2 separate regions of the Homo sapiens genome follow, and region 2 is linked to region 1. A link is an interaction called in ENCODE POLR2A ChIA-PET data of the cell type or tissue named here. Cell type or tissue: OCI-LY7. All regions are shown on one strand. Each heading gives the region's core, and the rest is flanking DNA. Links, peaks and the distances in the headings are about the cores only.

Evidence for each region. Peaks named below come from ENCODE experiments on the same cell type or tissue, not always from the same donor. Only the 100,000 strongest peaks of a DNase experiment are listed, where the experiment ranks them.
Region 2: POLR2A ChIA-PET joins it to region 1 with 26 read pairs; 2 of 35 experiments call an interaction of 5 or more read pairs at or near these places.

The regions. Positions count from the first base shown.
Region 1 is chr9:114,436,694-114,444,693 of GRCh38, reverse strand. All of the region lies in intron 3 of WHRN (whirlin), which reads left to right. Among named protein-coding and RNA genes, the nearest start is that of AKNA, 53 kb to the right of the region's middle. In OCI-LY7, for the core only: no CTCF peak of the experiment used is centred there; no DNase peak of the experiment used is centred there.
Region 2 is chr9:114,367,023-114,379,918 of GRCh38, reverse strand. AKNA (AT-hook transcription factor) reads left to right here. Exons shown (of 22, transcript NM_001317950.2): 3 at 2,387-3,453; 4 at 5,752-5,826; 5 at 11,324-11,480; 6 at 12,222-12,376. Among named protein-coding and RNA genes, the nearest start is that of AKNA, 15 kb to the left of the region's middle. RefSeq lists enhancers at 905-1,074, 10,141-10,845, 12,068-12,367, 11,839-12,787, 12,895-12,896. In OCI-LY7, for the core only: a CTCF peak has its summit at 4,894; DNase peaks (open chromatin) are centred at 6,798, 7,338, 7,818 and 9,098; H3K4me3 peaks cover 3,893 bases; H3K27ac peaks cover 7,730 bases.

The sequences.
Region 1 (8,000 bases), core at 1-8,000:
TTTTTTAAAAAGAGGAATATATTTATTTGTACATACTTGTATATGTGAAGAGAATCCCTGAGAAAATGACCAAGAAACTGATCCTGGGGCTTTAGATTTCAGGAATGGAGATGCGTTTTTAAGAGAAGGGGGTTTCGGAGGGGAGATTTTTACAGTTTGTATATACCCCCCTTTTTACTGTTTGACTATTTGTACTATGTCATTATATTGGTTTTGTAATTTTTTTTAAGTTTAATTGGAAAAAATAATTATATGTGATTAAATATTATATATCATTTTTAATGGCAGTATAATAATTACTGTATGGATATACCATGCAGTATTTGACTAACATTAATTCATAGACTTTTTGGAGGGGGTTCAAATTCTTTTTGTAAATTTAAATTCTGTATAACCATGGTTATTTGGTTGGGGTTAATTCCTAGCAGTAAAATTGCAAAAGTTTTTGCACCATTTTGTCAAATGCTTCTTAGCAAGTTTCAACCAAGTTATGCTCCAGCTGGTGAAGTGCCAGATGCCCCACTAACCCTTCCTCATCTAGATGGGGTACGGGAGTTAATATGGATTGGCTGTGTCCCCACTCACATATCGTCTTGAATTGTACTCCCATAATTCCTGTGTCCTGTGGGAGGGACCCAGTGGGAGATAATTGAACCGGGTGGTGGGGGGAAACCCCATACTGCTCTCGTGGTAGTAAGTCTCATGAGTGCCCATGATTTTATAAGGGGTTTCCCCTTTTGCTTGGCTCTCATTTCTCTCTTGCCTGCTGCCATGTAAGACGTGCCTTTCACCTTCCTCCATGATTTGAGGCCTACCCAGCCACGTGGAACTGTGAGTCCATTAAACCTGTCTTTCCTTATAAATTATGCAGTCTTGGGTATGTCCTTATCAGCAGTGTGAAAATGGACTAGTACAGGGACCTTCTGGTATTCTGTTCTGTTTGGCTATTCATGAATGCCCACCATGTTTTTGTTACCACAAATATGGGAGGCACACTAATGGACCCTCCAAAATGTCTACATCCGAATCCTCAGAACCTGTGACTATGTTAGGTTATATGGCAGAGGGAATAAAAGCTCCTATTCAGCTGGCCTTGAGGTAGGGAGATGATCCTGGATTATCCTGGTGGGTCGCGTGTCATCACAAGGGTTGTTGAAGTAGAGGTGGGAATCAGAAGGAGGGAACCAGAGAGGTGGCTGTATAAGAAGGCCTTGTTGGTGCGAGGTTGCTGGCTTTGAAGATGGAGGAAGGGGCTACCAAAGTAGGAAAGTAGGAGGCCTCTGGTAGCTTGGAAAGGGCAAGGAATTGGATTGTCCCCCGGACTCTCCAGAAAGGAACTCTGTCCTGCTGACATCTTGATTTTAGCCCAGTGAGACCTATGTTAGATTTCTGACCCCAGAACTGTAAGATAATAAATTCGTGTTGTTTTAAACCACTGAGTTTGTGGTGATTGGTCCAGCAGTGTAGAATACTCATATGATGTGTACAATATTGCCAACACCTATTATAGCTCTTCCCCTTGGGAGGCACTTGGCTCTTGTCTAATATTCTTCCATTGTTTGGTGCTGGCCGCAACAGTACTGCTTTCTTCTTGGTAGGAGTTGGAGGATTCCCATGTATTTGGAAGAGCAGGTCAATTTCTTTCTTTATGGCTATGAAGCACAGAAGTGGAAACACACTCTAGATTCTGATGTCTGATACTCCTCACAAAGGACTGGACCTAGAAGTTTTTTTTTGTTTTGTTTTGTTTAAATCTTTTTATTTTGAAATAATTTCAAGAATACTGCAAAGAACTCCCATATACCCTTGTATTTGTGCGTTTTGCGTTGCTCTAAAGGAATATCCGAGCCTGGGTAATTTATAAAGAAGAGAGTTTTGTCTGGCTCACTGTTCTGCAGGCCGTGCCAGCAACTGCTTTAGGTGAGGACCTCAGGAAGCTTCCACTTATGGCAGAAGGCAAAGGAGAGCAGGCTTGTCACATGGTAAGAGAGGGAGCAAGAGAGAGAGCAGGGAGGTCCCAGACTCTTTTTGACAACTAGATCTCCTGGTAACTCATTACCGTGAGGAGGGCACCAAGCCGTTTATGAGGGATCCACCCCCATGACCCAGACACCTCCCACTAGGCCCACCTGCAACACTGGGGATCACATGAGATTTGTAGGGGACGAATATCCAAACCATATCAGCCCTTCACCCAGATTCACTAGTTTTTCATGTTTCGCCACATTTGCTTTATCTATTTTTCTCTTCTCCCGTCTAAAGCATTGGAGTTGTCTATCTCATGCCTCTTTATTCCTAAATACTTCAGTATTTTTTTTCTCTAAGAACAAGGACATTCACTTAACATAATCACAGAACAATGGTCACAATCAGGACATTTAGCATCAGTACAATGCTATTATCCAATCTGCATAGCCCCAGCATTTGCCATTTGTCCCAATAATGTCCTCTTGTAGCAATTCTTTCTGCTCCCAGTCCAGGAGCCAACCCAGGATCACGTGTTGCATTTTGTTTTTATGATTGTTTAGTTTCATTTAATTTGGAACAGTTCCTCAGCCTTTATCTTCCTATGACATTGATATTTTTGAAACATTCTGGCTCATTATTTTGTAGAATGTTTCTCTATTTGGGATATCTGATGGTTGCTATGATTGGATTAGTTTATGCATTTTGGCAGGATCATGCTAGCTTTGATGTCAGGTCCTTGGTGGGTCCCGTGATGTTAGTTTGTCCCGTTATTAGTGAGGGTAACACTGATCACTTGGGTAAGTAATGTCTGCCAGGTTTCTGTACTGTTTTTCCTTTTATAATAACGTATTTGCAGGTGATATTTTGAGACTGTAAATATTCTGTTCTGTGTCAAAATTTACCTACTAGTTTTCCCTGATTCAGTTGTTTTGCAAAATTTTAAAAAACTCACTTGCTATTTTACTGTAGAGAGGAGCTTTATCCTGTGATTTATTTATTTAGTACAAATATGGATTCATGCCTTCTTACTTTGTTATTTATGATTGGCATTATTTACTTTGATACTCAGAGTGTCCCAGATTTGGATATGGCAGAGCCTTCAGCCTGGCTTCTGTGTCCATTTGACATGCATCTGTCATTTTTAGAGAATTTCCTTACTTTCTGACTCAAGAAGATGGTTCAGGCTCATCTTGTACTTTTCCTGCCCAGCCTTGGAACCAGCCATTCTCCACTAGGCCATGATATTTCTCAATGGGGAATGGCATTTAGATATCAAGATCTGGGGGCTAGATGGGCTTATTGCTACTGAGGTGTCATTACTAACAGGGCTTTTAGTGGACAAAGCTAGGAAATATACATGCCTGCATTTGTACATACAGTCACCCCTTAAACAATGCAGGGCTTAGAGGTGCCAACCTTCCCACACAGTTGAAATTCACATATAACTTTTGATTCTCCAAAAACTTAACTATTGATAGCCTACTATTGACCTGAAGCCTTACCAATAGCCAATTAACACATATATTGTATGTTATATATCTATATACCATATTCTTACAATAAAGCTAGAAAAAGAAAATGTTATGAAGACAATCATAAGGAAGAGAAAATACATTTATAGTGCCTTACTGAATTTATTGATTCCGTAAGTTTACATCATCTGTTTACCAGATGAATCGTCTGTCTGAAATGGTGCCCGAGTGTAGCTGCAGACCTCAATCTGTGGCACATATTAAGCCATGCAACTTTTTCTTATAATGTCATGACTTTCTCTGCTTCTTGGGAGAACTTCCAGCATCACTAGTGGCACTTCATAGGGATCCTATGGTGTTATTCAAGCTTTATGGTAGTGCACAAAATATGTTGAAAAATATATGAGAGCCACGAGAGACCACTTTTTACTATGATATGCAATTTACTGTAGAGACAGACTGCTCATGCAGAGATGATGAGCGGCACACGGCGTTTTAAGCTGATACTTTCAAAACTTGAGCACACTGAACTAGCAACAGAAAGTGGCTTTGAAATTATTACAGTACTACCATGTGTACTTCTGTAAATTTTATGCAGTTATGATTTAATACTGCATTTTAATGTTTGTTTATATTTCTCTTGACTGTGAATGGTGCCATGTATTATCTGCAAGGGTTTGTGTATGTAAGTTTTGATAAATCTTAATTTTTTAGGTCGGGCAGGATGGTTTACACCTGTAATCTCAGCACTTTTTGGGAGGCCGAAGTGGGCGGATCACCTGAGGTCAGGAGTTTGAGACCAGCCTAGCTAACATGGTGAAACCCCATCTCCACTAAAAATACAAAAAAATTAGCTGGGTGTGGTGGTGCACACCTGTAGTCCCAGCTACTCGAGACGCTAAGGCAGAAGAATCACTTGAAACCAGGAGGCAGAGGTTGCAGCAAGCCAAGATTGCATCGCTGCACTGAGCCTGGGCAACACTGTGAGACTCCATCTCAAAAAAAAAATTTCTTCTTAACTTTTAAAAATAATAGATTTGTGGCTGGGTGCAGTGGCTCACGGCTGTAATCCCAGCACTTTGGGAGACCAAGGTGGGCGGATCACTTGAGGTCAGGAATTCAAGACCAGCCTGGCCAACATGGTAAAACCCTGTCTCTACTAAAAATACAAAAATTAGCTAGGCATGTTGGCGCATGCCTGTAATCCCAGCTGGCTGGGAGGCTGAGGCAGGAGAATCGCTTGAACCCGGGAGACGGAGGTTGCAATGAGCTGAGATCACACCACTGCACTGGAGCCTGGGCGACAGAGAGACTCCGTCTCAATAAATAAATAAATATAATAGATTTGTGTATGTTTTATGATAGTAAATTATAAAGTAGACTATCTACACATATTTTATGCATTCATGACATACCTTTTTCTTAATTTTCTCAATATTTCTAGGCTACATGGCTCATCTGTTTTTCCAAATTGTCACAAATCTCCAAAAAAATTCCAGTATATTTAAGAATCTGCATATAAGTGTACCTACACAGTTTAAACCCATATTGTTCAAGGGTCAACTGTATACATATAATACACACTCATATTCATACATGTGTGTACACACATATATCTATGTGTGTGTACATACAGATATACATGAAATATAAATATTTCAATATTTGTCTAAAACGTAAGTTCACTCATACTGATACCTCCTCTTCTAGGCCAACATTACATGGTTCTTCCTAGCTTCTCCCATTTCTTCAACAGTGAGAAATCAAGAACCTACCTTAAGTGTTTACCCATTTGCCCAATTTTACAAGACACAAAAGTAGTTTCAGAATTGCCATGTGAAGTAGAGCTTCTGATTTGTTTGCAGTTTATTTTGTCCTTAAACTGAGGGTTTATGGTCAAAGCAGTCTGTTACTTGGGTTAGTTATTTTGTTTCCCACTTCAGCTGAATTATGTTATTCATATGAACAAGGTTCATTTGTTTTTGCTGGCATTGAATAGGGTTTCCCCCATCTTTATTGATTTAATTTTACTTTCTAAGTACTAAAACATCAAAACTATACAAAAAGGTACACTCCGAGTACGACTCCCCATGTCCCTTCTACCCATTCTCACCTGCTCCTTAAAGGCAACCAAATAAGTTTTTGGTTTATTCCTCTGTTTCTTTTTGTAAAAATAAGCAGATTTATATCTATATGCTTTCTTTCTTCTATAAAAGATAGCATGCTATAGATACTCTTTTGCACTTAATTTTCTTCACCGTATCCTGGAAATCCTGTTATGTCAGTGCACAGAGGTCTTTGTCATTCTTTTCGACAGCCGTGTGTACTCTGCTGTGTGGCTGTACCATACGTTATCCAACCGTTCTCCTCTGTATGGACATTTAGGTTATTTTCAGTGTTTTACAGTCACAAACAGTGCTTCAGTGAGTAACTGTGTGCATATGTATTTTATCACTTTGGGAAATATATCTTCAGGGTAAATTTTTGAAAGTGGGATTCCGTTAGCCAGGCGCGGTGGCTCATGCCTGTAATCCCAGCACTTTGGGAGGCCAAGGCGGGCGGATCATGAGGTCAGGAGATAGCGACCATCCTGGCTAACAGGTGAAACCCCATCTCTACTAAAAATACAAAAAATTAGCTGGGCGTGGTGGCGGGCACCTGTAGTCCCAGCTACTCGGGAGGCTGAGGCAGGAGAATGGTGTGAACACGGGAGGCAGAGCTTGCAGTGAGCCAAGATTGCGCCACTGCACTCCAGCCTGGGTGACAGAGTGAGACTCTGTCTCAAAAAAAAAAAAAAAAGAAAAAAAAGAAAGTGGGATTCCGTTAAGTGTTGGACCATCCTGAATTCCCACCAGCTGTGTAAAAGTGTGCCTGTTTCTCCATAGCTGACGGTCACTGTAAAGTTTTAAATTTTTTTCTCAATCTGATAGATGAGAAATGGTACCTTGATGTAGCTTTATTTTGCAATTTTTCCCCTCTTTTTTGAGACAGGATCTCAATCTGTCTCACTCACCCAGCACCCAATCTGTCTCACTCACTCACCCAGGCTGGAGTGCTGTGGCACAGTCTCGACTCACTGCAACCTTCGCCTCCCAGGCTAAAGTGATCCTCCCATTTCAGCCTCCCAGGTAACTGGGACTACAGGCATGCAGCATCACACCTGGCTAATTTTTTGTATTTTTTGTAGAGATGGGGTTTCACCATATTCCCCAGGCTGGGCAATTTTCTTATTATGGGTGAAGTTGAACATCTTCTCATATATTTAATGGCCATTTATAATGTCTTCTTTGTAACTTGTTCATGTCTTTTATTATCCTTTTGCTCTCAGGATTTTGGATCTTTTTTCCTCTAAAACTTAAGAATTCCTTAAATATTAGAGCTAACTGGCCCTTTATCTGTGGTATATATTGCAAGTGTTCTCTCCATGTGTCTTAGTCAGCTTAGGCTGACTAAAATACCAAAGACAAGGTGGCTTAAACAATAGGACTCTGTTTTCTCACATTTCTGTAGGCTGGGAAGGCCAGGGTCAACGTGTTGGCCAGTTCAGTTCCTGATAGGGGCTATCTTCATGGCTTGCCTTCTTACCGTGTTGTCACATGGCCAAGAGAGGACTCAGGTGTCTCTTGTTCTTCTTATAAAGGGCACCAACCCTTTTGGATTAGGACCCCACCATTGGATTAGAAGGTAACTGTATTTACCTCCTCACAGGCCCTATCTTCAAATACAATCAGATTCAGGGTTAGGGTAGGAATTTGGGGGGGGACACAAACATTCAGCCCATAACATGCTGGTTGTCATTTTCTTTTGACTTTGCTTATAGAGTTTTTTTAATACAAAAGTTTTATACATTTTAAATCTAATTTAATTATTAATCCTTTCTTTTATTGAATTTGAGTCAGGTTACATGTTTCCTTATGCCCAGGGTATAGATGAACTTATCTATTTTTTCTCTTAATGCCTATAAATACATTTTTCCTTTAGACCTCTGATCTGTTTGGCATTTAGTCTTATAGAGGGCATGATTTATCTTTTTCTAAATAGCTACTCATTTATCCTACTACTGCATATTAAAAAGTCTGTCTTTGTCACAGTGATTTGTAGTGCCACCTTTATCATACACTAAAATGTTGTGTGTCCTTGGGCCTATTTCTAGTCTGTTTCACCGCCTGTCTGTCTACTCATGAGTCAGTGCTACACTGGTGTAATTACGGAGGATTTAGAGCAGGCTTTAGTGTCTGGTAGCTTCTCTAGTAGCTTTTCTGTATCAGGGTTTCTCATAGCCATTCGTGCATTTTATACTTTTAGATTTTAAAAATTGTTTTTATTTTTAAATAGCAAAAAGTTTTTTATTTTTCATTATATTTAAATAATAAAATTATTTTATGTTTTAAAATTGATTTATTTATTTTATTTATTTGGTTTTTTGAGATGGAGTCTTGCTCTGTCACCCAGGCTGGAGTGCAGTGGCGCAATCTCGGCTCACTACAGCCTCTGCCTCCCAGGTTCAAGCCATTCTCCTGCCTCAGCCTCCCAAGTAGCTGGGATTACAGGTGCCTACCA
Region 2 (12,896 bases), core at 2,143-10,142, 67 kb after region 1:
TTGGCCTCCCAAAATGCTGGGATTACAGATGCGAGCCGTCATGCCTGGACATTTTTAAGGTTTTTTAAAATCCCAATTAGCAATGGGAACGTTGGCATTTCTTGTTTTCTACAATAGCTGTGTTCTGGTTGCATCCAGACCAACTTAGACTGAATTCCTAGCTTTGCTTAGCAAGTTCCTTCTGCCTGAATCTTGCTTTTTCCATCTATAAAATGAGAGGAATCATATCGTGGAGAATAGTAAGAGCTGAATATATGGTAACTATTGCACTTAGATTATGAGCAAGATGCCCCTGTTTTAGGGTCCTGTGACTCCCGCAGGCTGGTGTGGTTGGTAGAGAAGCCTCCTCTGGTAGTGGATTGTGCCATTACTCAAAGTTTCACACACCTGATCTGCTCAAAGTGGGCACTGCCCACTGAGGAGCCATTTCTGAGCTCTCTCTCCAGCAGGGGATGGTGACTGAGATGCACTGGGTCGACAGGGCAGAGGCATCTCTTCCTGGGGTCACATGGTAACCCCCTGCTATGATGTAACAGCTGCTACCTTGTCCTGTGCCTTTACTATGTGCCAGGCACAGGGCTGGGCAGGGTCTGGCCCTCTCTTGTTCCCTCCTCACCACCCTCTGTCAGGTAGGAGGAACTATCCTCAAGTTTGACTATGGATTGCCAGAGAGGTCAGCAGCTTGCCCGTGGCCCCAGTGAGGGGTGATAGGAGCCAGGATTGAACCCAGGGCTCCCTAGCTCCAAAGCCCAGGCCCCTTCACCCCTAGTACGTGACCCCTAGTGGTGGAAGCAAACTCACCTGCATGGCTGGGGCCTGGGTCCTAGGTCCAGGGAACCACTGGGTGATCTTTGGCAACTTACGTAACCTCCCTGGGCTTCAAGTATGCTGCTGTAAGCAAGAGTAACTTGCTGAAGGACATGTTAAGTGGTTAAGAGACGTAGAGGCATCAAGGGTAGGGGAAAGAGCATGGAGGAACAGAGAGTGCGACAAAGGTGCATCTGCCTGAACAGAGAGTCTATGCCTGGTGGTACCCAAACTATGTCTCATGAAACTTTGGACTTATCCCTGAGGTCAACACGGGGTCTAGAGCAGAGTGGGTGCTCCATAAACAATGACTGCATGGATGGTGGTTAGATGCATGGATGAATGGACAGGTGGGTGATGAATGGGTGCATGGGTGGGTAGATGGATGGATGTTGGGAGGAAGGATGGCGGGATAGATGGGTGGGTAGATGGATAAATATTTCTTGAGTACCCACTATGTAATAATTACAATAACTATCTATTTCCTGGGGGCTTTATATACCTTATCTTCCTCTCTCCCTCCTTCCTTCCCTCTCTTCCTCACTCACCTCCCTTTTCTCCTTCCTTCTGTTTAGTCAACAAATAGTGTCAGGTACCGGCACTGCAAATATAATCATGAACAAAACAGAGAGCATCCTTGGCTTCATAGAACTTGCAGTGTAGTGGGCGAGACAAATGTCAATGAAACAACTGCACAAATAAATGGAAAACTGCTGCTATGATAAGTGTTACAAAGTAGAGGGAGCCAGTCCTATGAGGGCCTGTAAAAGGGAGAACTTGACCTAGTCAGGGAGAGCTAAGTCTTCCTTGAGGAGGCAGAGGTTGAGCGAACGCCTGAAGGACAGATAGGAGTTAACTAGGCCAAGGAGGGGAGAGAATCCCTCGGCAGAGGGATGCGCACATGCGTAGCCCCCATGGTGGGAGGAGCGTTGTGTGCACATAGCAGGAGCAGGGGGAGCTTGAGGGGCCATGGAGAGAGATGGATCAGGAGAGCTAATGGGGCCGGGGTGGCAGCGACCTTAGGACCATAGTGAAGGTTCTGCTTTTCTTCCACAGGAAGACATGGATGAGTTTTCAGATGTGGGATGTGGGTGAGGATAGAGGAGATGGTTAGGTGGCTACTGACTGCAGTTAGCCAGATGAGAGGATGGGACGCGAGCTAAGGTAGTGGTGGTAGACTTCAGAGCAGTAGATGAGTTTGCGATCTTTATAGGAGGTCCCATTGGACAGGACCAAGTGACAGAATGGATTCAGGGGGTTAGAGGGAGAGAGATGGCAAAGATGCCTCCCAGCCTTCTGGCCTGTATGCATAGAGGGGATGGTGTTGCCGTCTGCTGAGATGGGAGACACTGGAGGGACCATCCACCGGGTTTGGGTTTGAGTTTGAGTTTGAAGGACCTCTGAGATAATCAGATCAGGTATCAGACAAGCACTTGGCTAAGTCTACCACCACCTTGGGATTCTTTCCATCCCCACGTGATGAGGAAATGGAAGCCAGAGAGTTGAAGTGACTTAGGGTAAGTTACAAGGTGGGTGCAGAGCTGGTATATGCTAAGAAGTGAATGGCCTGTCTTTCCAGAGGCTGAAGCAGAGGATGTGGACAGCCCAGCAAGTTCCCATGAGCCTCTTGCCTGGCTCCCCCAGCAGGGCCGTCAGCTGGACATGACTGAAGAGGAGCCAGATGGGACCCTCGGAAGTCTGGAGGTTGAGGAGGCTGGAGAGAGCTCCTCAAGGTTGGGGTATGAGGCTGGTCTCAGCTTGGAAGGCCATGGAAACACCAGCCCCATGGCTCTTGGGCATGGTCAGGCCAGGGGCTGGGTGGCTTCTGGCGAACAAGCCAGTGGGGACAAACTTTCTGAACATTCCGAGGTCAACCCATCCGTTGAACTCAGCCCGGCAAGGTCCTGGAGCAGTGGGACAGTGAGCCTCGACCACCCTAGTGACAGCCTTGATTCTACCTGGGAAGGAGAGACCGATGGCCCCCAGCCCACTGCCCTGGCAGAAACCTTGCCAGAGGGCCCCAGCCACCACCTCCTAAGCCCAGATGGCAGAACTGGAGGCAGTGTTGCTCGGGCAACCCCCATGGAATTCCAGGACTCCTCAGCTCCCCCAGCCCAGAGTCCGCAGCATGCCACAGATAGATGGAGGAGAGAAACGACCAGATTCTTCTGCCCTCAGCCCAAGGAACACATCTGGAAGCAGACAAAGACGTCACCTAAGCCACTCCCTTCCCGATTCATTGGCTCCATCAGCCCCCTGAATCCCCAGCCCAGGCCAACGCGGCAGGGCAGGCCGCTGCCCAGACAGGGAGCCACTCTGGCTGGCCGCTCCTCTTCTAATGCCCCCAAGTATGGCCGGGGGCAGTTGAACTACCCACTCCCTGATTTCTCCAAGGTAGGGCCCCGGGTGAGATTCCCCAAAGATGAGAGCTACCGTCCCCCCAAGTCCAGAAGCCACAACAGGAAGCCTCAGGCCCCTGCCAGGCCCCTCATCTTCAAGTCTCCAGCTGAGATTGTGCAGGAGGTGCTGTTGAGCAGTGGAGAAGCAGCCCTGGCAAAGGACACGCCTCCTGCCCACCCTATCACCAGGGTACCCCAAGAATTTCAGACGCCTGAGCAAGCCACTGAGCTGGTCCATCAGCTCCAGGTTAGTGGGACTCATGGCTGTGGATGTGTCACCAAGGCCCCTGTTGGCTTGGGGTGGAGGCTAATTGGGGTGGGGAGGCCTGGAGTAGAGGCTGGCTGGGGTGGAGAGGCCTGGGATAGAGCCTGGCTGGGGTGGGAAGCCCTAGGACGGAGGCTGGTGGGGTGGGGAGGCCTGGGGTGGAGGCTGGCTAGGGTGGGAAGCCCTGGGATGGAGGCCAGTGGGGTGGGGAGGCCTGGGGTGGGGAGCCCTGGGGTAGAGCCTGGTGGGGTGGGGAGGCCTGGGGTGGAGGCTGGCTGGGGTAGGAAGCCCTGGGATAGAGGCTGGTGGGGTGGGGAGGCCTGGGGTGGAGGCTGGCTGGGGTAGGAAGCCCTGGGATAGAGGCTGGTGGGGTGGGGAGGCCTGGGGTGGAGGCTGGCTGAGGTGGAGAGCCCTGGGATAGAGGCTGGTGGGGTGGGGAGGCCTGGGGTGGAGGCTGGCTTGGGCAGGAAGCCCTGGGGTAGAGGCTGGCTGCGGTAGGGAGGCCTGGGGTTTGGGCCAGGAACTCCCTGCTGGTGGAGGGAGGGTGTACCTGGAGCCCTGAGATACACCCAAGCCCTTTGCTCAAAAAGACCAGTGATTGTACTCGTGTTTCAAGGATGATCTGTTTGCTTCTTTTCAACTTCTGCTATAAAAAAATTAAAACATATACAAGAGAGAAGATCGTAGAATACACTCCCATGTACCTACCCCCCGCATCCACAATTAGCAGCCCCGAAAACCTTTCTCGCCTGTGGCCTTACCTCTCCCCTATTCACCCCCACTAGATTATTTTGAAGCAAAATTTCAGGCATCCAATCCTTTTATCTAAAAATGTGTTAGTGTGTGTATGTCTAAAGATAAAGACCTTATATTAAACATAACCACATACCATGGTCACCTAAATGTTAACACCAGGTCCTTAAATATGAACAAATATCACACCCGCATTCAGATCTCTCTGTGTCTCATAAATGGCTTATTCGTTCCCGTCCATGGGCCTCAGGATCCAAACATGGCTTGTATATTGCATTTGGTGCCTTTCAAGTCTGTCCTCTCCCTTTGTCTTTTTCTTTCTTTCTTTCTTGCATTTACTTTTTCAGATCTCTTTTACTCTCTTAGTCCGTCCTCCTTCTTACTTCTGCCGTGCAATTCATTTGTTGCGGAAATCAGTCTGTCCTGCAGAGTCGTCCGCAGTCTGGGCTTTGCTGATGTGCTGTGGTCTCTTTTCATGCGTCCCATTGTCCTCTTTTTCTTGAATATTGTTAGGTTTTGAGCTAGAGGCTTTGGTGGTCTGGAGGAGAAACATGACCATTTCCCTTCCAGACCATGAGCTCCACGGGCGTGGGGAGTTTTGGCAAGAGCACGTGAGTGCCTCCTTCAGTAAGCACAGGATGCCTGCTGCTCTCTTGTTGGTGATTTTGACAGCCTCTGATGGTCATTGTCTTGGGCTAGTCTTTCATTTGAGGTGACAAAGTGGTAGTATGCTAATGCTCTCATTCCTGCATTAATTGCTGGAAATATGCTAAAAAGTAAAAGTGTCCCTCATCAACTACTTGGTTACCAAGTTCTTGTTCCTATGGGAAGGGCCAGCGAGATGTTCCGTTCTGTCCTTTTACTGTTACCGTTACTGACCCATAATGGTACTTACTTAGTTACCGACCCGTTTTCAGAAGGAGTCAGTTCCTCACATCCTTCAAAGGTGACATGCTTTTCCTTTTTTCCTGCAATGACTTGTTTTTATAAAGTTCTTTGGACTTGTTTAAGATAAGTGACTCTGAGTAGGTGGAACAGTGATTTTAAGTCTTCTATTTCTCTGCCATGGGACTCTTGGGTGATTCATTCAATTAGCCATTGAAAATCAGGTACTTCTTAAGCACATGCTTCTTAAACACCGACAGTGCAGCAGGGGGAAAGAAAGATATGGGCCTCACCCCACAGAGCCAACCGGTGGGCAGGGCATTTGGAGAAATAAAACAGTGGCAGCCATCTGCGACATGGGTTATGTATCAAGGTAAACCAGCCAGAGGCCCTCAGTCTAGACCCGTTGTCATGGGGGTAGAAGAGTTGTCCCACTGCCCTCTCATGCTCCAGAACTTGAACGTGGTGGGTCTGTGTTGCACACAAGCCTGAAGATTGCTCAGCTCGGATCCCACCATTGAATGCTTTCCTCTCAGGAACCCAGAAGCCCTTATGGAAGGGGGTTTGCTATCAGGGTCTCCCAGCAAGGAGGGGTTCATTGTGTGCCTGCGCATGTGACCGTGTTGCTCCCGCTTTCTGCAGGAAGACTACCACAGGCTCCTCACCAAGTACGCTGAGGCCGAGAACACCATTGACCAGCTACGCCTCGGGGCCAAGGTACCAGGCCGGGATGGGGTGGAGGCATGGGCCCAAGTCCCCGAGGAGGTGACACTTTTCCATAGTCCTAGAGAAAGGCCACTGCCTCCTCCATCTACTGAGGCCCTGGAGATAGTGGAACGCCAGTTTTCTTCTACCCCAAGGTCCCTCTGTGACCTTGGGCAGTGACCTTGCCTTCCCTGGGCTTTTTTTTTTTTTTTTTTTTTTGAGTCAGGGTCTTGCTCTGTCACCTAGGCTGGAGTGCAGTGGCATGGTCGTAACTTACTGCAATCTCAACCTCCTGGGCTCAAGGGATCCTCTTGCTTCAGCCTCCCTGGTAGCTGGGAATGCAGGCAGTCATCACTATTCCCTGCTAATTTTTTTTTTTTCAATGTTTTGTAGAGACGGGGTCTTACTTTGTTGCCCAAGCTGGTCTTGAACTCCTGGGCTCAAGTGATCCTCCTGCCTCAGCCTCCCAAAGTGCTGCTGGGATTACAGGCCTGAGCTACCATGAGCCCAGGAATTTCATGAGAATCTCTCTCCTTCTAGATGGGTTCTGGAGTAAGACCACCTGGGTTCGACTCCTGGCTCCATTGCTAACCAGCTGTGTGACCTTAAGGACGTTACTTGGGCTCTGTGAGCCTCAAAAGAGTAACACAGAATTTCTGCTCAGCCCCTGGTGCTTGTTTTTTGGGCCTGAATCTTCCTGGATCACACCTTTGCCTTTCTCCCTCCCCACCACCTCACCACAGCCTCTCCCCTCCCCTGAACAGCAGTATGGGGCAGGAGGAGAGCAGAGGGGGAACCCACCACCCCAGCCCCCACCCCGTCTTCGGAGGAGGCTGTGAATTCTGCACCTTCCTCTTTTCTGAGTGAGGCAGGAAGTGGGACCTGTGCGGCCCCTCGTGGCTTCCTGCTTTTGCTGTGCCCTCCTCTTGCCTCATCAGGCAGCAGTAGAGGAGGATGTGGGAGCTGAGGTGCAGAGATGCAGATGCCCCAGTGCCTCCCCCTGTCATGCTCCAGGACCCTGCCCCTGCCACAGCTGCTGCTCTCAATGTCGAGAGGCACTTCCGGGGCAGGTGGGCGGAGGCCACTGTGGTGAGGAAATGGAAGGGGGCCTGTTCTAGGACCAGGACCCCCCCCCCCCCCGCTGCGTCCCCACACCTGCTGCCTGGCACAGGCAGGACCCTTCCCTCTTGGCCTCATCGGGCACATCTGTAAAAGAGGGGCTAATCAGACTTCCTCCTGGGAGCCAAGCAGGCTCCTTCCAGCTTTCTGAACCACTGAGCCAGATCCAGGGTTGGAAGAGACGGGGGAGTTGGGAAAGGGAGGGAAGGGGCTTTGTTAGGTCATCCTCTCTGGGGAAACCACATTCCCATGGCTGCAGACTCCAAGTAGGTCCAAGGAGAAAGGAACTGGTCATCAGACCCAAACACTTGGGCTTCCCCATTTGGCAGATTGGGAAACTGGGGCTCCCGTTGGGATAGGGGCCTCTGAAGGTCATGGAGTGGCGGGGGCTGGAGGCGTGGAGCGTCTGCACCCTCCCTCCTCCCTTCCTTCCTCCTGCACTCGTTTAAGGGCATGAGTCAGTATACAGAAAGCATTTACCTGGCACTAGGCAGGCACTTTGTAAGAGTTAGGGAATATTATAAAGGTGTTTACTGCCAGGCCTCTTGTGTGCCAGCCACAGTGACAGGCGGGGGTGGACACGGGGGAGCACAGCTGGGGTATCTCCTCTCGTGGGTGCTCCCTTGACCCAGTAGGACTCAGGGTCCCCCCCATGTGTAGTCACCCTGCCCTGGCCAGCACCCAGACCCCTGGCTCATGTGTGTGAGGGTGTCACAGGAGAGGCCAGAAATGGTTCTGTGCCAGCTCACTCACTCCCGCTTTCTGGAAAAATGATTGCTTGGCCCGAGGGCTCTGCTCCCTCCCCCAACCCCTCTCTCAGCCTCAAGAAGTGTGAGCACCATTCAGGGCTCTACCGGAAGGAAGCAGGATGATACTATCATCTCCTGCCCAACCCCATCTCACAGCTGCCCTGAAGGAACAGTACATGGCAGGCTTGCAGCTCCTATGTGCAGAAGAGAACACAGAGCCCCGGAACAGGGAGGGGATTCACTCTGGGTCCATGGGGCTTGAGGGGAGCTGAGATTCCAGCTGGCCAGTGCCTCACTCCATCTGGACCTCTGTGCACTCTACCCCGAAGGCTGGAGAGACCCCAGGATGGTCTTCTGCTCAGAACCCACGAGTTCAGAGGCAGTCCTCAGAACCCACCGAGCCATTTCACTCTGCTCAGAGCCCACGGGGGAGGGCTGGACCCACCTGGGAGGGAGCCGCGCTGGGGATGTTGCGCTGGACACCCAGGCTAGGCATGGTGGGTAGGTGGACAGCAATGGATGGGGACCCATAGGAAGGAGATTGACATTCACTGAGCAGCAACAGGTATCCCACCCCAGCTTCAGGGTCATATTTGAGCCCCTCCACACACACACCAAGGCACAGCCAGGTGGAATGGTTTGCTCAACATCCCACAGCTGGTGCAACAGGCAAAGCTGGGACTGAAACCTACATCTCCCTGATTCCAGAACAGGTGTTTCTTTCCTCATGCCTGGGTAAGCCCTGGCACTCAGGCCCTGGCACTGGGTGTGGAGACAGGCATAGGGATGAGGTGGATTGATGACTGTTATAGTAATAAGAATGGTCATAGGTGATGTTTATGGACCACTCTCTTAAATAATTTGCAGTTGGGGAAGCTGAGGCACAGAGAGGTTAAATAACTTGACCAAGATCATTCAACAAGTAGGTGCCAGAGCAGGAGTTGGAACTCGGCAGCCTAGCTCTGAAGCCCACGAGTGACACCACACTCTAGCAGAACTAGACTTGGTAGTTGCGGGATCTGCAGCTGGGGAGGCCTGGCCCAGGAACACCGATGGGTCTGGAGCCTTGGGGTTGGGGCAGGACCAGGGAGCCCAGCTGTGGGGCAGGGAGCCAGGACTGGTCAGGAGTCACTGGTGGGCTCTGTTCTCTACACTGGCCTCTGGCCAGGGTTTATAGTGATCTCACTGCATTTGCTGCCATGTTGCCACCTCCCCCCCAGCCCCTGTTCCTCCATCTCAGCTGAAGAGGGATCTGGAAGAGCTGAGGTGACCAGAAATTACCCAAGAAGGAATTACGGAGATGATGTAAAACCACCTCTTTTCAGTGTGTTCTGATGGCTGCAAGTTGGTCTAGAAGCCCCTGGGTGGGGATGGGGGGAGGGGGAGGCTTCTGTATGCAGATGAGTTGGGGAAACATCTTCCTCTCTCTCTTCCTCCTCCCCTCCCTCCCCATTCATAAAGCCCATTAGCATTTTAAAGGCTGAGAGAAATCCATCTGTGCAGAGAATATTCATTTGTTTAACCCAATGTTTCCCAAATTCACTAGTCCTCCCTTCACAGAATCCTGATTCACCTTTCACAGAATCCCCCAAGGGAGTGAATCCAGCCTTGGGGAGCACCCGGGACACCCTGGCTGTGTCCAGAGAGACCAGCCCTGGGAGGGCCTGGCCGGAGCAGCTGCAGCTGCCACCCCCACCCCCACCGCCACTCCCCACCTCATCGCTCTGCCTGGGCATCTGCTCAGGTTTTGGGCTTCTCTGCTTCAAACTCCTTATCGGTCCCTGAAACAAAAGGGCTTCCTGGCTTCCCTGGCCCATCCCCATTCCCTGTCACTCCCTAGGTGGGGCCTGAGGCTGAGAGAGGGGTCTGGGGAGGGAAACATGTCAGAGGGCTGGGCCTCCCCTGGGATTTGGGTCACCTCAGGAGAGGGGTGCTGATAGGAAAGGCCCCCACAGGGGAGTCTGAGCAGATGGCTGAGGGGATTATTAAAATCCAGCTTTGTTCTCATCTGGGGAGGCTGGGCCTGAAAGAGGGGGAGGCGGCGGGGACCATGCCACACTTGGAGTTGATTTTTCGGCTACAGCCGGGACCTATACAGCTTAAGCAAGAGAGCCTGCTTGCCTGGGGGCCAGGGAGCCCCTTCCACCAGGCCCACCCTAAACTGCTCATTCCTGACCTTGGTGCAGTGGGGGCAGTTAAGATAACCCCCCAACATCATGATGAGCAAATCCCACTAAGGGGTGTTGCTTTTCCACGGGCCTGTCTCCATGGTGGCTGTGCAGATAATGATGGTGATGACGATAACGGTGATGGTGATAATGGTGATGGTTACGATGATGACGGTGATGGTTATGATGATGACGGTAATGGTAAAAATGGTGATGATGGTGGTGGTAATAGTGATGGTGTTGGTGATAATGGTGATAGTGATGGTGATGGTAATGATGGTGAATGATGGTGATGGTAATAGTGATTGTTATGGTGCTGACGGTGATGATGGTGGTGGTAATGACAGTGGTGGTGATGATGCTGATGGTGATGATGCTGATGGTGATGCTGATGGTGATGCTAATGATGGTAGTGGTGATGACGGTGGTGGTGAAGATAATGGTGATGAATGTCAGGGTGGTGGCCACTATTTATTGAGCACTTATTTTGTGCGCAGAGAGGTTATTAAACCAACTAGGACTCAGAGGTGTGCTGTGGTAGAGCCTAGACAGGAACCTGGGCTCTAGCTGCAGAGCCCACATGCTAAGCCAGAGTTGGCAAACTTTCTCTGTAAAGGGCCAGATTGTGACAATGTTTGGCTTTGTGGAGCATATAGTCTCTGTCACAACTACTCAACTCTGCCACCAGAGTGTGAAAGCAGCCATAGACAACACATAAACAAACAGGCATGGCTGTGTTCAATAAAACCTTCTTTACAAAAACAGAACATAGTTCTCTCAACTCTGCTTTAAGCTGTTGAACAGCCTGTGGTTTCCCTCTGCTTTCCAGCTTCAAGAGGCCTTCCTTGGTCACCTGCCTGACTCCAGACTGCTCCCTCACCAACTGGGCTGGCTGCCATGTTAAATCCATCCTCAAATGATAGAGATCCGCTACCAATGGCAGATTAGTTTGTTTACTTGCTGGTTCACTCATTCATTCGAATAGCTATTAGTTGCTATTATTATCAGTATAATAATTATTAGAAATGCTTATATTTGTTAAGAAATAATTATATGTTATATGGTATATTAATTATGATATAATTATAACACACATTATTAATAAAAAATTACTGTTAATAGGAGAACCATAGGTGTTGGGGTCAGATAGAGCAGTGTTGTGATCCTCATCCAAGGACTTATCAGCTGGGGATTTTGAGTAACTGACTTAATAACCTCTCTGTGTCTCAGTTTTTTCTTCTATATAATGGGCTGTTGGGGTCCCCACCCTGTCTTCCTTTCAGGACTGCCATTAAGAGTAAATGAAAAGGCATGCAGTTCTTCACCTGTGTTTGGCCTAGCCAAGGGCTGCACTGAAAGATGGTATTTATTACTACAGGGCATGTGTGTTGAGCTCCTGAATGAAGATGAGGCGTTTCAGGTGGGTTTGCCCCTACCCTGACTTGGCTGTGCTGTGCCTCCCTGCTTCCACAGGTGAACCTGTTCTCTGACCCACCCCAGCCCAACCACAGCATCCACACGGGAATGGTGCCCCAGGGGACCAAGGTCTTGTCCTTCACCATCCCACAGCCCCGCTCTGCAGAGTGGTGGCCGGGCCCGGCCGAGGACCCCCAGGCCTCTGCGGCCTCAGGTGAGTCCGGGAGAAGAGCTGCAGCTGGAGGCTCCTTCTGCCTGGGATTCTGCTCTGTGGGACTGACTTGGTTCACCCTGGGGATGGCGCTGGCCTCAGGCCAGGGGAAGGAGGGAGGCAAGGCCCCACCCTGGGCACTTTGACTCAAAAGGGTCAGAGATGTGGAAAGTGTCCTGCTTTGATCCACAGCAGCCTGGGGGCAGCCCTGGCCCTGCCACTTGGCATCTTGGTGACCCTGGGTGAGTTGAAAACATAGAGCATTGTCCCTGGGGAGCCCATATCTCAGCCAGGCCCTGTGCTAAGCCTTGACACATGTGACCTCACTTAATCCCCACAATAACCCGCTGAGGTGTGCACTGTTGTCACACCCATGACAGCCAAGGGGACCAATTGGAGAGGTGAGGACACGCTGAAGTTCATACAGCTATGGAGGGGAAGTGTCTGGATTGGAACTCACGTCTCCCTGTGTGAGAGCCCACGCTGTTGACTGGGAACCCAGAGGCCTAGCGTAGCTCTGCTCCAGCCAACCATGTGGCCTGGGGCAGATCTGGACCTTGTTCTCCCTTGTAAATGGGGGACAATGTTCTACCCAGCCCACTTCCTGGGGCTGATGTGAAGATCGCACATGGTGACTGAGCTATAACTTGATGATGGAGGTGGTGGCTTTGACGTTCAGCCTCAGTCCTTCAGCTCCTGGAAGGACTGTTCTTGGCCCCAGCTTTCAGCAGTTGTGTATTCCAGGGTGGCCATCAGCTCGAGGAGACTTGAGCCCCTCCTCGCTTACCAGCATGCCCACCCTGGGGTGGCTTCCGGAGAACCGGGACATCTCTGAGGACCAGTCCTCAGCAGAGCAGACCCAGGCACTGGCTTCTCAGGCCAGCCAGTTCCTGGCCAAGGTGAGTGGACTCCCAGCTTTGCCCCCGAGAGACTTAACTCACCTGGAGAACACAGAACCTCTGCCTGCTTGGGTGAGAGGCACTCTGGGAGTCTCACTTGTCATTCCCCTGCCTCTGCACCGAGTTAACTCAGCCATCCCCAAAACATGAGCCCCTCCCTGGTTTTAGAGGCCACACAGCTCCAGCCTCCTCCTTGTCACCAGTGCTAGGTCTCACCCCCCTTTTTGGCAATGCATCTCATCCAAATCCCTCCACTTGTGCTTGGAAGTGTCTCTAGGCTGGCTCCCGGGAAACTCTGAGCTCTTTCAGGATTCTGGAAGGGTAACAGAATCTCCACTCTACCTTTTCCTCTTCAGGATAAGTTGCCTCACTTTCTTAGTTCATTTTATTAAATAAATCAATTCCTAGTTACTTCTCAAGGGTCTTCGTATCTTCATGAAACAGTCCAAGTAACCGTGAATTGTTTGCAGGTCTGTTTATAACTGTACATTGGCTTTATTCCAGAAGTGGTTTAAAGCAC